Regions from separate parts of the Mus musculus genome. Here all the other regions are linked to region 2. Evidence: chromatin loops called from intact Hi-C (ENCODE). Cell type or tissue: left cerebral cortex. All regions are shown on one strand.

What was found. A loop is a pair of places that touch in the nucleus more often than their neighbours do. Peaks named below come from ENCODE experiments on the same cell type or tissue, not always from the same donor. Only the 100,000 strongest peaks of a DNase experiment are listed, where the experiment ranks them.
Region 1: a loop joins it to region 2, with 3 times the contacts of the local background. A loop is called at or near these places in 8 of 42 quality-filtered maps.
Region 3: a loop joins it to region 2, with 5 times the contacts of the local background. A loop is called at or near these places in 5 of 42 quality-filtered maps.

The regions. Positions count from the first base shown.
Region 1 is chr6:93,982,420-93,987,419 of GRCm38, reverse strand. All of the region lies in intron 1 of Magi1 (membrane associated guanylate kinase, WW and PDZ domain containing 1), which reads left to right. Among named protein-coding and RNA genes, the nearest start is that of Gm22840, 94 kb to the right of the region's middle. In left cerebral cortex, a CTCF peak has its summit at 2,063 (motif pointing right); DNase peaks (open chromatin) are centred at 1,269 and 2,064.
Region 2 is chr6:92,782,300-92,787,299 of GRCm38, reverse strand. It overlaps Adamts9 (a disintegrin-like and metallopeptidase (reprolysin type) with thrombospondin type 1 motif, 9), which reads left to right. Exons shown (of 40, transcript NM_175314.4): 38 at 350-454. It overlaps Gm52913 (a long non-coding RNA gene), which reads right to left and starts at 624. Exons shown (of 3, transcript XR_003956476.1): 1 at 264-624; 2 at 24-143. In left cerebral cortex, a CTCF peak has its summit at 2,304 (motif pointing left); a DNase peak (open chromatin) is centred at 2,287; H3K4me3 peaks cover 334 bases.
Region 3 is chr6:94,462,353-94,467,352 of GRCm38, reverse strand. No RefSeq gene overlaps it. Among named protein-coding and RNA genes, the nearest start is that of Slc25a26, 35 kb to the left of the region's middle. In left cerebral cortex, CTCF peaks have their summits at 653 (motif pointing left) and 2,521 (motif pointing right); a DNase peak (open chromatin) is centred at 2,582; H3K4me3 peaks cover 363 bases; H3K27ac peaks cover 412 bases.

The sequences.
Region 1 (5,000 bases), 1.2 Mb before region 2:
GTGCCTAGAGGCCATAGGTGTGCCATTTTATAAAGGTGATCTGTTATTTCAAATTACATTTGAAACTCCAAACATCTGGGGTTATCTGCCCTGGAGTCACACGTGTAAGCAAATACTATAATTTTATTTTCACCTGTCTTTGTGAGTCTTGGTGTCCCCACACTGTGATTGAGACTGGCGGGGTGGCTGAGAGTTTGAGGTGAGATCAGAGTGTCAGGTCAGCTTGCCTCTCTCCTAATTTATCATCTTATCTTAAAAGGAGATCAGCAGCGTGCTCCCTCCACTGATAGGACAAGTAGCAAGAACCATTTGGGAGTGCACTTTCCAGTGTCTTGAGAGGGTGACGTTTATATATTAGTACTAAGTGCATCTGCAGCAGCAGTGAGCGAGCATAATTGTCAGCTTTAATATTGAACTGCCCAAATTAAGCACGTTAGCCTCTTCTTTAGAACAGTTAGGTTAGCAGTATGTCTGAGGAGTCCCAGGGTTCTGTATTGTGCAACAGGTTGTCTGAGCATAACCTGCTCAGGTGTGGTCGTGGCCGAACAGGGAATACAGAGAAAACAAGGACAGACTGAAGTCCTCCCTACCCCCTTTCTTTTGCTGATGACTTTGGTTTAAGGCAGTGTTAAAAGCTGTCTGAGAACAGAAAGACTCCGTTGAGAATGGCTGTTCTAGAAACTAGAGAAAAAGTGGAATAGTTTCTATAGAAGAAGTTTCACAGGCACCGTGTGGAGTTAGGAACGCCTGTCATCATAGGTTGAAATGAAACAACGGAATCACTCCTACAGACCGACTGTGGTCGGCTTCAGGGTGAACTGGAACCCTGCCTGAACGCCCCCTGCTGAGTGTGCTGAGCTTGTCCTTCACACTGTCCTGTGTGTCTAGCCTTGTCAGAGTGTGTTGAACATACATGCTCCTGGCTATCATGTGTATGGAGGGGTCTGAGCTATTTAACATAATTTTCAAAATTCTTTTTACATTAAACAAATAAACAAACAAACAAACAGAAAACCAACTGTGTACTTATGCGCGCCTTCGTGATGTGCCCAGGCGAAACTTGTGGAAGTTAGAGGATAATATTTGGAAATCATTTCTTTCCTTCCACTTGATGGGTCCTGTGACTCGAACTCTGACCATCAGTCAGAGTTTAGTGGTAGGTAGTTTTATCGGCAACTCTGTTGGCTCCTTCATGTAATTTTTGAGATCTCTTGTGATGCGGCCATTGCTCCTCTGTGTAGTGTCATCTCTTTACCATAACCAAATGCTAGGCCCTTGTGAGCTCCTTCGCGTGTGTCCGTCAGAGGTAGCCCTGTGTGGAAGGCACCCTCACTTTGCTTATGAGAAGTGTGAGGGAGAAAAGGCTCTTATTTTGCCAGTTTGAATGTGTTAGGTTTTAATAATGTAAGTGACATTTCCGTTAGTTCTGTGCTAAGGAATAACAGAGTTTCCCATTCTCAAAGCCCATGTTTTATGAGATTTTGCACCTCTGGTTCCCAGTAGACAGAGGGATTATGTCTAAAGGTCTCTGGCTTGTTTCAGAGCTCGAAGCATCCTAGAAGTCTCAGCCACAGTACTTAGCCTTACAAATAAACTGAGGGTCATGTTGGCCTAGAGCAGACTGTGGCAGATCTCAGGTCCGACTTATTCTCAAATTCAGGTGAGAGAGGTGGCCAGTAGACAGTCTACAGAAAATGAAACGTCCCTAAAGCTCTAACCTCTTGTTGATAAGCAGGCTACAAAAGTCGATCCATAATTAATTTTCATTTTTTCATATGTTTAATATATGTGAATTACTCTAATTTTAGTACAAAATTTATATGACATTTTAAGACAAGAATGAGCCATCACAAAATTAATATTGAAGGGCGTGACGTCAGACTTCCTCTGCGGTCCACACTGTGTTTGGCTGAGAAGGGCCGGTAATTCGGAGAAATGGGTATGACCTGCCACACTGTTAACAGAAACCTGTGACGCCCTTTTCCTGTGGAAAACTTGAACCCAGAAACCCTAATTAGATGACCATCCCAAGGCCTAGCCAAAGCAGGACAGTTCTGCCTGTCGCCAAAAGGTGGCGACAGTGGTTGTTTATTTGATGCCCTTTGGGGCTTGAGAGCTTAATTTTAAGTCACCTTTTCATAATCTAAAGCCGAACTGAAGGGACCGGGATAGAAGAAAGCAATTGATTGTGCTTGGTCTCATCCTGTTGTCCTGTCCGTTAAGATCAGCTGAGCGCTTTCTCCATAGTTCCTGGTCATCCAGCAGATTGGGACAATTTCTTTAGCACTTTAACTCTGGAGAGTGCCTACCCTTGAGGGAGCTTCATTCACAATGTGCATGTTTCAGAGGAACTGGCTTCAGCGATACCTGCAGGTCTGCTCTTTGAGATCAGCTCTTAGAAAATTGTATAGCGGTACTGAATCATCACATAATTAATAAAATGGAGTTTCTGGCCAGAATTGCATCGTGGTCCCTATGTAAGAAATCTACCCCTTCTCTGCCCTTTGTAGGCATTGGCTGCTTGGCACATACACCACTCCTCACCCCTCATCTCCCAAGGCAAGATTTCTCTGTGTAGCCCTGGCTGTCCTAGAACTCGATTTATAAACCAAGATCTGCCTACATCTGCCTCTCTAGTGCTGGGATTAAAGGTGTATGCCTCAGCAACCCAGCTTTGCTCAGTATTCTTATGTGGGTTTCCTGTTTTTGTATTTGTTTTTCTTCTTGTTCTTATGTTTAAAAACCGGATGCCAGCCGAGCATGGTGCCGCACACCTTTAATCCCAGCACCTGGGAGGCAGAGGCAGGCGGATTTCTGAGTTCAAGGACAGCCTGGTCTACAAAGTGAGTTCCAGGACAGCCAGGGTTATACAGAGAAACCCTGTCTCAAAAACCAAAAAACCAAAAAACTCCCCACAAAACAACAACAACAAAAAAACGGGGTGCCGATGACACAATTATTTTTATTCTGTTTCTTCGAAATGACATGTAAATACATGTGACCTCCTTGCTGTGACCTTTAGACCATCCATCAATTATTAAAAACAATCAAAGGTGGTGTCTTTTTAGCATTGGATCCAATATATCAGCATATCAGCACTTTTGCAAGTTAGGGATTTGTTACATGTATGGTTGCCACAGAGTGGACTTATTTTCTGCAGTATTTCTTGCTTTAGAATGCATTTTTGTTGGTTTGAAGTTAGGAACCAGGATTTTTTTTTTTTTTTTACTGTAAAGCGGAGGTGTCTATTCACTGTTCGCATTGCTCATCGGGGCCTGAGATTTCTGGTTAAACTACTTGACGGCAGTTCTGCTTTGAGATGCTTCACGTTAGCATGCAGCAGCCACTTGGCATAGTGGGAAAGAACATCTTTAATCTGAAGTGCTTTACTTGTGGGCGCTCTCTTGGGTAAAGAAAACTAGCCTTTCCCTCAGCAAGGCTCTGCCTGGGTTTTGTATCTGTGTCCGTGACGCTGTCTTAGCAGGTTTCCCCAGAGGAATAAAATTTAGAGTTACTCATTCTTTCATAAGATATCTTTTTCCTGATGGTTTGGACCCATGTTCGTGGTGTGGAATGGAAGCCTGGCCAGGGGGCATGCAGGGGATGTCCAGAGGTGTGCACAGTCTGGGCTGTGAGCTTCAAGAAGGTCTCAAACACAGTCTATTTCTGTCCACTCTGTCACCACACACGGGAGCACATACAGAGGGCCTGTGACTTTTACAAAATGACATTTAATCTGTAGTGACTGGCTACTGTAATAGATGTTGTCCAGGCCCTTGTATTCTGTGAGTCAGGATTAGGACCTAGTATCTTGATTTTTGTTTATTTTTCATTAATTGGCTTATTTACTCACCCATTTATTTATTTTGTGAAACTAGTATGTTTATGTGTGTGCTTTTAAGTCAAAAACTTATAAGTCTATACTCTTCTACAAACCAATGAGCTTATCGTGGCAGTTTTACACTTGTGTGCAAAGGTACTTTGAATAAAGTACTTACAAGAAACCATTCTCTATAAATATTCCATACTTCTTACATAACTAACTTTAATTATATTACAGAATAATAAATATAGCCTAGAACAGTGAATGAAGCCTACAGAGAAAGCAAATCAAGCACAAATCTAGCACATTCCGGAGGCCCAGTGCATGTGTGTTGAGTCTCACTTGACTGAAGAATGGAGTGCGTGCCTTTGGAATATGTGTGTATATATACACACATATATACATTGTATGTAGCTTGTCTGTAGTTAGTCTCCACATTAGCTGTGTTGGTATTTGACATTTCTAAGGGAGGGAATCAGAGCCAGTATGCCCTAGTGGTGTTTAATTTAATAAAAGTAATGCTGGACTTATCAGCAACTTGGTGCCAGGTTCCCATCTTCTCTTCTTTTAACCTAAGAGACAGACCAGAGCTGATGTGGAGGGGATGAGGGGAGGATGAGTCTGCCTTATTTTGTGACCTTTGCAATGCCCTTAGTTAGAATGCAAACTCCGTGCTGGCAAACCCCTTTGTTGTACTTTGTTGTACTTTGGCAATAGCACAGGCTTGTGCCTGGTGGTTTATGATGCTCCATAAATACAGATAGACTCAGACTTATTAATGCTATGGTGGTTTGGAATATACCTGTATACTTTCAGTGCGGTGTTCAATAATTGAATTGTATACGGTATTCAACCCTTTGTTATAAAAGGTTGGATGATTTTTGGGCTGACATTTTTGCTGGAAAATGGTAAGGAAAGTTAGGCTGATCTGTGGTGTGTGGCAAGTTAGGAATATTGAGGAATATTCTCACAGTTTGGTGTTTTCGGTTGATAGATTCACTGGTGGGCAATTCTACTGTAATTCGAGGAACTCTGTACTTGTTACTTTGAGGATTTATGACAACATCTCAATTTTTGTGTAACCTGTAATAGAGCCAAGAATTCAAATGAATCTCTGTTTAAGTCAGATATAGCGTTTATGATAGCAGTTCTGTATATACACAGAACTATACATGTG
Region 2 (5,000 bases):
TTGTGAGCAACAATCAGGGTTACCGTGCTACGGAGGCCGGCTGGAGGAAGCTCTGAGAGAGGATTTAGAAGTCAGTAAAGATGACCTGAGGGCTTTCTGTGTTCAGGAGGGAGTCGATCGGCTGTGATCCTGGGTTTCACCGCCTGTAAACAAAATCCCTACCTAGAAATCATGAATGTAAGGCGCCTAGCTCTGACAACGGAACAACAAAATACCTTCAACGATTAGCGGCCATCAAAATTAATTAACACCTTTCTGCTTACCAAAGTGCCTTTGAATGTGTGTCAGCTCTGCCTTGGTTGGTATGTCACATGGGCTGAAAGTCTTTTGTGTTGGCTTTGTGTTCCAGGGGCGCTTTAGCATCAACCTTTATGGGACTGGGCTGTCTTTAACGGAGTCTGCCAGATGGACGTCACAAGGGAATTACGCTGTTTCGGACATCAAGAAGTCTCCGGTAAGGCTGCGTATTGCTTGGAGGATGGCTCTTGGGGGAGTGGCTGTGTACCGAAGGAGCAGAGCAGGTGTGCTTTCCCATTCACCAAACTTTTGTTTGTTTGTTTTTCCAAAGTGGCAGAGAGAAAATTTAGGACACAAATACGGGAAGGGATTTAGAAGTGGGTGAAGCAGGAGAGACTCACTTCACCTGGTTGAAGCTTGTCCCACCTAGTAAATGCAAAGCCATCCAAGCACCTGGAAAGCCTACTGAATTAAAAGAGGAAGGGGGGCAGGGCTCTAGGATACACACAGCTCAAATATCTTAACTAACCAAACGCAACTCACCTATGTGAACCTCGACAAATGATGGTTTGGTTTGGTTTGTTCTGCCCAGAAACAATTGCAATTCCAATAGGAAGAGGTTATGGGGTGATATTTTCTGGGAAGTTAGGAATACAATAATCCACTTTGTTCTGGCCACCCTGAACCCAGTGCATTTTAGCATGTCTGCAACCGCAGAGCGTGTTGGAAGACAGGTGCTTGGATCCTGGTCTTCTGGGTCCAATTCTGTAGTTGAGCAAGCCCCAAGTGGTTGATAAACACAGCCCAGCCCAAGAATCACGCACCCCGTGGAGCTACCAGGGAAGTTTACATGTACCCCTAGGCCCCCTGACTAGGTTCAGGGGATGCAAACCTCTGGGGCTGTGTCTCCATGGTGATTCTGAAGGGTGATGGGGCAGAAACTCCTCCTTAAAGCCCTTCCACTGAGTTCTCAGGCCACCGCAGCATCTGGTCTCCTGGAGATATGGGACTTTTCCCAGTTCCTGTTCAAGCCCTGTGCACGTGGGAAGAAAAGAGAGAGGGGGAAGAAAGGAGGTCTGAGTCCAGAATAATGGGGTGGGATGAGTGCGGCTACCTGGTTAGAACTGCAGGGTAGAATGTCAGGTCACCTGGGAGGTGGTTTTATACTATTCCTTTGAGCTTGTATGGGATATTTACATATTTTTAGACAGTCTGTTCCCACGTATGGGGTACACCGCTGTAACTTCAGCACTGGGGAAGCTGAGCAGGAGAGCCTTCCGTTCAAGGTAAACGTGGACTACACAGCTAGACCCTGTCTCCTAATGACCAGTACTATGAGTAATGCCACGTGATGGTAATATGTTGTTTATCTGAAATCCATATTTGACGAGCATTTAGACTTTCACTTGCTGAGTTCGGCAACCCCTCCAAATGTGGTGTCTTGGGTTAGAAGCAGGAGATGAAGCGGCAATTCAGCCTGCACTGATCCAAAGCCCCAGCATAGGGGAGGTTCCACACGGCATCTCAGGACAGTGTGTTTCCTGACTCCTTTTTAAACGTCCAGAACCCTACCTGTATCTCAGGTCCTGGTCTCGCCACAAAGCTAACCAGGGATCACAAATCTCATTCAAAGGTCAAGCGATTGCTGTGATTTCATCATAAGTATTGCCTTCCCACCAAACAGAATAGAGACGACTGTAATCTTTGATTGAGCCCTGACATCAAGACATCTAACTCTACTACTCCCCACCTTAATCCCAGTCCTATAGATTTTATAGGAAATAAAATCAGTATATTTTGTTGTGTTCATGTCTCAACATGACAGGCGCGTTATGCCTCAATGACCCGATTTGAAATTTTGAACTGCTTTAGATGTGGTTGAATGAAATCATCTTTGTAAGCTATATATGTTGCATTTATACATACATACATACATACATACATACATACATACATACATATGTTATAGTTTTGCTAGACTACAGTCAATCATAATTGAAATTTCAGCCAGAGGCTAAAAATAACTAAAGGCTGGAGTGCCATCTTATGGCCATGTCGAGTACTGCAAGGCTGTTCCCCACCCTCTGAGAATTCTGCCTGAGCTGCTGGGCTTTCTTCTCCACCCTGCTGCCCAGTGTGTGTGCATGTGCGTGTGCGTGTGCGTGTGCGTGTGCGTGTGCAAGTGCTCACGTGTAGATATGTAGAATCAAGGACTGCAGTCTTCCTAGCTCCTGACAGACCAGAGCCAGGGCCTCAGAATAGCATCCCCTATGAGAATGGACCCCCAGAACTGCTAAGCTTGAGGAAAAGTTCAGATGGTCCTCTCCCTGAAGAACACCTCCTCTTTGGTGACGGCCCTCCATAGCTGCTGAGAGAAGAGGCTTTCTCCATCCGTACAGGAAGTCTCCACACACACAGTGCAGGTGGTCATCAACATCGTCACCTCGGGGTCTTGTGAAACCAAGGCAGGAGCATAAGCAACAGGCAGTGATGTGGCATCTTTGCAGCCTTGTGGCTTACTACTAACTTGCAGAAGCTAGCTGAGGCTGCCTGCTGTGGGTAAAGGGACTGCAGGCTAGAGGTGGAACCTGGGGGAGCTGTCCAGGCTGAGCCTGGGAGAGCTGGTGCGGGTTAGTGATTGCTTGGAGGGTCTGGTGAATTCTTACTGTCTCAGCTCAGAGCTCTGCATACGTGGACAGAAGAGATGCTGTGACTAGGAGCTGAGTGAGGCATGAGGGAAAATTCCAAGTCCTGAGCTCAGTTGCCAGGAACATTCTGGTCCCTCCAATGCTATCTGTGCTTAGGACTCCTCAGGCCTGTTTGGAGTTCTGCTGTGGCACTGTTCACTGTCCTCAGGACTGCCTGCCTGGTGCTCTTTCAGGGCAAAGATCGTGCATAGGTCTCCAGGGCCAGGCAGCTCAAAGAAAGCCTACTTGTGGCTGGTTGGGGCTGGTGCTCAGGGGTTATCTGCTTTCCTGAGGTGCCTGGCGAATTTTAAGGCACAGGGAGCCTGCTCTCTACCAGGGATTCCTTGTGCTATACAAAGGATTGTAAATAAAATAATTGCTTTATAAGATAATGAATCAAACAGGCTTTTCCCACCTCTGAATTCTTTTACAACAACTGAGTTAAGAAATGAACATACATGTCTGCACATGTGTGTACACAGTAAAATCTCATGAGTGTGCACATGTGTGTGCACAGTACAGTAGAATCTCATACGTGTGCACATGTGTGTGTGCACAGTACAGTAGAATCTCATGTGTGTGTGCAGAGCATCGTAGAATCTCATACGTGTGCACATGTATGTGTGCACAGTACAGTAGAATCTCATGAGTGTGCATATGTGTGTGCACAGCATCGTAGAATGTCATGAGTATGCACATGTGTGTGCACAGTACAGTAGAATCTCATGCCTGTGCACATGTGTGTGTGCACAGTACAGTAGAATCTCATGTGTGTGCACATGTGTGTGTGCACAGCATCGTAGAATCTCATGAGTATGCACATGTGTGTGCACAGTACAGTAGAATCTCATGTGTGTGCGTGTGGATTGCTTTCCAGTTTGTGAAAACCCAGCAAGTACCTAGACCTACAACATGGAATTTCCATAGGTTCACATTTTCTACACGTGTACCTTTTAGTCTGCACTTTTCTATGGAAACTGGATAGTATGTTTACACATATGTAGATGTATGTACATAGTTGCCTGAGGACTGTACTGGGGAAAATTATATGTTACATGTTTTGTATGCAGTTCAGAAGGAGTCAGTTTTGCATGTCATCTTAGCCCTAACATTTTACTTTAGGTCCTAAACTATGTTTCTTTTTTTTTTTTTTTCCGAGACAGGGTTTCTCTGTCTAGCCCTGGCTGTCCTGGAACTCACTTTGTAGACCAGGCTGGCCTTGAACTCAGAAATCCACCTGCCTCTGCCTCCCAAGTGCTGAGATTAAAGGCATGTGCCACCACTGCCCAGCCTCTATGGATTTTCTTAACACACCCTTGCCTCTTAGCCCTTCCACTAAAGACAGGCAAATGACCATGCTTCCGCCAAAAATAGGCCCCTCCCTAAATCATGGGCATCGGCTCCCCTGAATCCTGTCCACTGAGAAAAATAATAGAAAATTGGGAATACAAGCTGTGCCTAATAGGGCAGTGCGTCATTCACTTCACTTATATGCAATAGTTGGAGCTATTATTAACAAACTATTTATTTAAAAGAGAATTCAACTGTAATAAAGAAATAAAAGCCAGGGTTTCATTGCATGACAGCAAGGGCTTCTGGCTCCCTTTCCTTCTGAAAGAAGCTGTCTCCACGGCAGCCATGTTTTTCTTACTTTTCAGTCTTGTTTTGTTTCTCAGTCTGGTGGCTGTCAGGATGCTGACATGCTAGGACCATCTTTAACATCATTTGAGGATAGTACCATCACAGAGAGTAAAAGGGTAGCCCCACTTTATCTGTTTTGCCTAAATTAGCAGAGTTTTCGGAGGAAGAAATAGTGCAACTACTGTAAAATCATTATCAAATTTATTTTGTTTTCAATTTATGACTGCCTAGGCCTTTTCTCATTTGATGAAGAGAGGCTATTACGGATGTCCTGAGGCAATGGCTTTGTAAGGACAGAGAGATATAGTCACCACAGTACCGAGCTCAATTCCCCGCTGGCACCGCTTTTCTTTCTCATTCTCTCTGGGTGGAAAAAGAACCCCGAGATTACCTACTGCCATTGTTTGCAAGAGACAAGTGGGCTGTAGGAACCAT
Region 3 (5,000 bases), 1.7 Mb before region 2:
ATACTCTTAAATACACTTCGCTCAACCATGCACGGGCCTGGCAGGTACTAAGTCAAACAGTCCCCTGACTGGGGAGTGAGGAGGATTATAGGAAAGATGGAAAAGAAGACTCCGAGACAGAGGTTAGAAATCAGGAGGGCTGTCTAGTCACTACTGCGGCAGCCTCGAGTTTAATTTTCTTAGGCTTTAGATACTTTACAGTATCATGAGAAACAAAGCCACAAGCTAACAGAAACAATTTGCTAAAATGTACACAAGACATTCCTTCCCATCCCAAAACGCTCTGTTCTTTCCACCAAGGTCAATAGACTCTTCAGCCCCAGCCTTGAGCCCCAGGTTCACCTCCTCTTATCTTATCATTCCATGCCACAGAGGCCAGGAAATCTGCCAACAGGCCCTCCTTCCCCTCCCCCTCCCTCTCCTCCTCCCCCTCCCTCTCCTCCTCCTCCTTCTCCTCTCTCTCTCTCTATCTCTCTCTCTCTCTCTTTCTCTCTCTCTCTTTCTCTCTCTCTCTCCCTCTCTCTCTCTCTGCTTCAGAGAAGCACAAAACAGCTCCCCACACAGCAGCTAAGAGCTGATCTTCCAAAATGATTCCCAGCACAAATGGTGGCTGACTCTAGTCTCAGAGGACCCAACGCCCTCTTCTGGCCTCGTCTGGTACTGCACACATGCAATGCAGAGATGTACATGAAGGCAAAACACCCATACACATAAAATACAAATAAAAATTTAAATCTAAACAAAGTTAAGGTGCATTCTTAGTAAACATATATAGGTATAACTATTCATAAGCCATACTTTTAACTGAGTCTTGTTTCTTAAAATCAGTGAATTCACAAAATATGCAAATATCTTTTGATGACAATATGTGTATATTTGTGTTTGCCACCTCAAAATGTTAATGGATAGGAAATAATGCTTTGTGAAAAATAACTGACATGTTCTTGAACTCTCCATCCTCTAGGTGTCACTTATGTCTACAGAAAAAGAAAAAAGAAATAGCAATCGCTCCCATATGAGACAATAGTTAAAGTAAAGAGTTTATTATACTGGGTACAACAGAATTTCTAATGATTTTCTATTGATTTTTAAAGTTATTGCAGCTCGTCTACAAGATAAATTTAATTTCTTATTTACTGGTAGTTAATTATTCTTTATAGCTAAGTTTTAAAACTTTAGGTTATCATTTCATCATCTGTTGTATATATACAAGATAACCAATTATATATTTGGCCCCCCCCCCACATCTTATCTAGGCACACGCCCTCATACCTGAAGGCCCTTGCTAAGTCTCCTCACAGAAGATGAACTTTATAATAAATAGATTCTGACACTTTCGTATGGAGACAGCTTGCAGTTCCCACCACCCTGAGTTCTCCTTCCATTCAGCTAGCGATCCACGCAACAGCACCCACAGGTGAGCTCCTGGGAATCTGACCCTGGGCCTGGCAAAAGCCATTCAGTCAAGTATACAGGAACTGCGGGACTCACCTGGCCAAACTGCCACTGCCCCCCACCCCCTTGAAAAGGTAAAACAACATGAGGCAAATTCTTTTTTTTTTAAATTATTTTATTTTAAATTACATGTATATGTGTTCGTCTGAGTGTGGGTGCGTGTACATATGTGTTCAGGTACCCGTGGATTCTAGGAGAGAGCACTGGATCCCCTGGAGCTGGGTTTACAGGCAGCTGTGTGTGGATACTGAGAAACAAACTAAGAAGAGCAGCACTCCCTCTTAGCCTTAACCACTGAGCTGTCTGCCCAGCCCCAGGGAGACACATTCCTACCACACACAAGCTGAATGATTTTAAGGTTCTCCAGACAACTGCCTCTTACTTCTAGAGAACTGATTGACTACTCAGTGAAAGACACTAATTTTCAATATGTTTGGTTTTGGTTTTTGAGACAAGCCTTACTGTTTGGTGCCCTGGAACTCACTCTGTAGACAAGGCTGGCCTTAGACTCAGAGATCTTCCTGCTTCTGTTTCCCCCGTGCTGGGATCAAAGGTGTGCACACTAATTCTCAGCTAGACAGACTATTAATGTAGCTGTGAGTAGTGCCAGATCTAAGCTGCAGAAATACAGCTCTCTGAGCAGGGCACTATACTGAGAACTTTGTATGTTTGCCTTGTTTTTTGAGACAAGGTCTCACTTAGCCCAGGCTGGCATAGTAGAGCCTGCTCTACAGTAGAAGATCTTGAAGCCCTGCCTTCACACACTGGGATTACAGATGTGCACCTTCATGCCTGCCTCCTTCTCAATGTTTACATTTTTCTGTGCACATGACTAAATTCCTACAAATATTGCATAGTAATAAGCCTTTACCACTATATGGATAAGGAATAAATGATTTGCCTTACAGGTAAGACAACTGTTATTTTATTCATGAGCATCTCCTTTTGTCACCAAACCACTGTTATTTCTTCCTGCCAAATCCTCAACTGCTCTTTTAGCTATATCCCAATTTTTTATTTTTCGTATTCTAACATTACACAGCAAAGCTTAACTAAGTACCAGCAGGTGGAGACACTGAGCACGCATGCACATCCCAAGGGCCTGGACAGGCACAAAAGCACTTATTTAAAGGAACGGGGTGGGAGGGAATCCAGCTTTTTGAGGAAGCTGAGATCCTTCTTCTTTGGGAGGAAGGAGAGGAATGCAACAGATCTCCAGCTAATCCCCGATTCACCGCAAGCCGCCGCAGCAGGCATCCTCAAGGCTGCCAGAAGCCCCATACAGATCACAGAGAACAACAGTTTGGCAGCAAAGTACCTGGAATAGTCTCTGCACACTCAAGGGTCCAGCTGGGCTCTTTTCTGCAAAGCACACATGACGGGGTCTAGGGATTGTAGTGCGTTTCCTAGCAACAGCAGGACTGTACTCTCTGATACTGTGGAGGAGGTGCAAGCAGTCGCCTTAAGAATGGCACCCCTGCACGCTGGCCAGGGTCTTTTGAGGAGCAGTGAGAGGGTAACACACATACACACACAATTGCAAATGTTTTAGGGTGCATTAAACTTGCAAGCCATTACTAGGTCACTGGCTAAAAGGTGTAGTTAAATGGGTAGGTAGATGTATTGCAATGTTGTCCAGCTCCAAGGCAGCAAAGAGGCAGGAAAGAGAAGCCCCAGGTAGATCCCAGAGGGTTCAGCTGCCTGCTCCTTCAGAAAAGGAAGTCTCCCACGTACAGCTTGAGAGTCCCAGAAACAGACAGGAAAACTGAAGGTACAGCTTGGTGACAGGGGAATCAAGAGGTTCTGCAAGCTCCCTTACTTCTGTCTCAGATTGAGGGCTGCAGAGGATGATAACCCTAAGCTTCTGTGTCAAAATATCCAACAGTGGTTATAGTCAAGTGGACGTCCGCATCATTAGAGGGACTAGTGGGAACTTCCCCGATTTCCACAAAGCCAAGCCACCCCTTCCACTCTATAGTCAGATTAGCTTAGCTCTCCCGGGAAGAGAAAAGGCAGTGACCCCTGGGAACTAACACCCAACAAACATAAAAGGCATTGTATGAAGCCCATTGGCTGGCAGTTAGAAGTCATAGACTTCTTCCTTCTCATTGGCGGCCCACTGTGGAGCTTTATCAAGACTCTGCCTGGCAAGTAGGGCATGCTTTGGGTCACACTTGTGGCATGGAGATTTAAAATTAGGCTGCCAGTGTCCATCCGATGTTTATCTCTGCCTGATGCTGACAACTTGAAGAATTTTTGTTCAGCTCCCACTTTCCAGTGTTTTGGCATCATTACTCAGATATTCCTGAGATCTAAGTATCATCTCAAACCAAATTAGGGACAATTTACTTACTGCCCATTAACAGTGGATTGATTCTGCAAGCCTTGTGGATGTGATCATAGGAGTGTCTATCTAGATTAAGATTGCTGTCTCAGCACAGTGGTAAAGATTTTCATTTTTCGTGCAATGTATAAGTTTTGTTTTGTTGTTGTTGTTGTTGTTGTTGTTGTTGTTGTTTTTAAGATTGGACCCAGCTTTGTGTTGGAATGTGCTCAGCTTGGTCTACTATGCTGTGACGATTACTATGGATTGTCAATTTGACAGGATTGAGCATTGCTGAAGGGAGCATCCTCTGACCATGTCTTTGAGGGATTTTCTACCTTAGGTTAGTTGAGGTGGGACCATTTACCCTAAATACGGTGGCGCTAGTTCATCGGCCAGGGTCCCCATTGGGGCTGAGTGAAAGGGACAGTCAACTGAGCATCTACTTTTCCTTCCTCTGCTTTCCGACTCTGGGAGCAATGTGACCAACTGCCTTGTGCGCCCACCACCGTGCTTCCCTGCCATTCTGTACTAACTTCAAGCCAGGAAACCAAATAAGCCCTCGCTTGGGTTGCTTTTATCAGAGCAATGTATGAAAGAGCTAATATCTACTAAACAAATAAAAATAAAACACACGTAAAATTCCTCTCCCACCCCGTCCTGTGAGCTGTCAGTGCCTGTGAAGATGATGGTGTTAGTCTTCTCAATTGACCTCATTTGCTGGATGTTATCTGTATTTTGAGGGTGAGCTACCTGTGGCGGCATCTTAAATTTTGAACAAGAACATTTAGGTCAAGGTTATCAAAGGGACTTCCTAATGCGATGGCTGGAGATCTGCAGGAGGCATCCGCCTTGGTGACAAAAGGGAATGTCCATTGACTGTTGTGCTACCAGCCAAAATCATGAGTCATTTTACACAAAAGGTCTCCATTCTGCCAGACCTGACAATGGCGCACACCTTTAAATCCCAGCTCTAGGGAAGCAGAAGCAGGTGGATTGCTGTGAGTTTGAGGCCACCTAGATCTACACAGCAAATTCTAGGACAGCTACTTAATGAGATGCTATCTTAAAAAAAAAGAATAGAAAAGAAAAGAAAAGAAAAGTCCCATTCTAATTTATATATATATAGTAAAGGATATATTCTCTTTGCATGCATTAAGGCATATATAAATATATAAACATAAGTAACAATATAAACTACAATGTTAACATATAGTTGTTA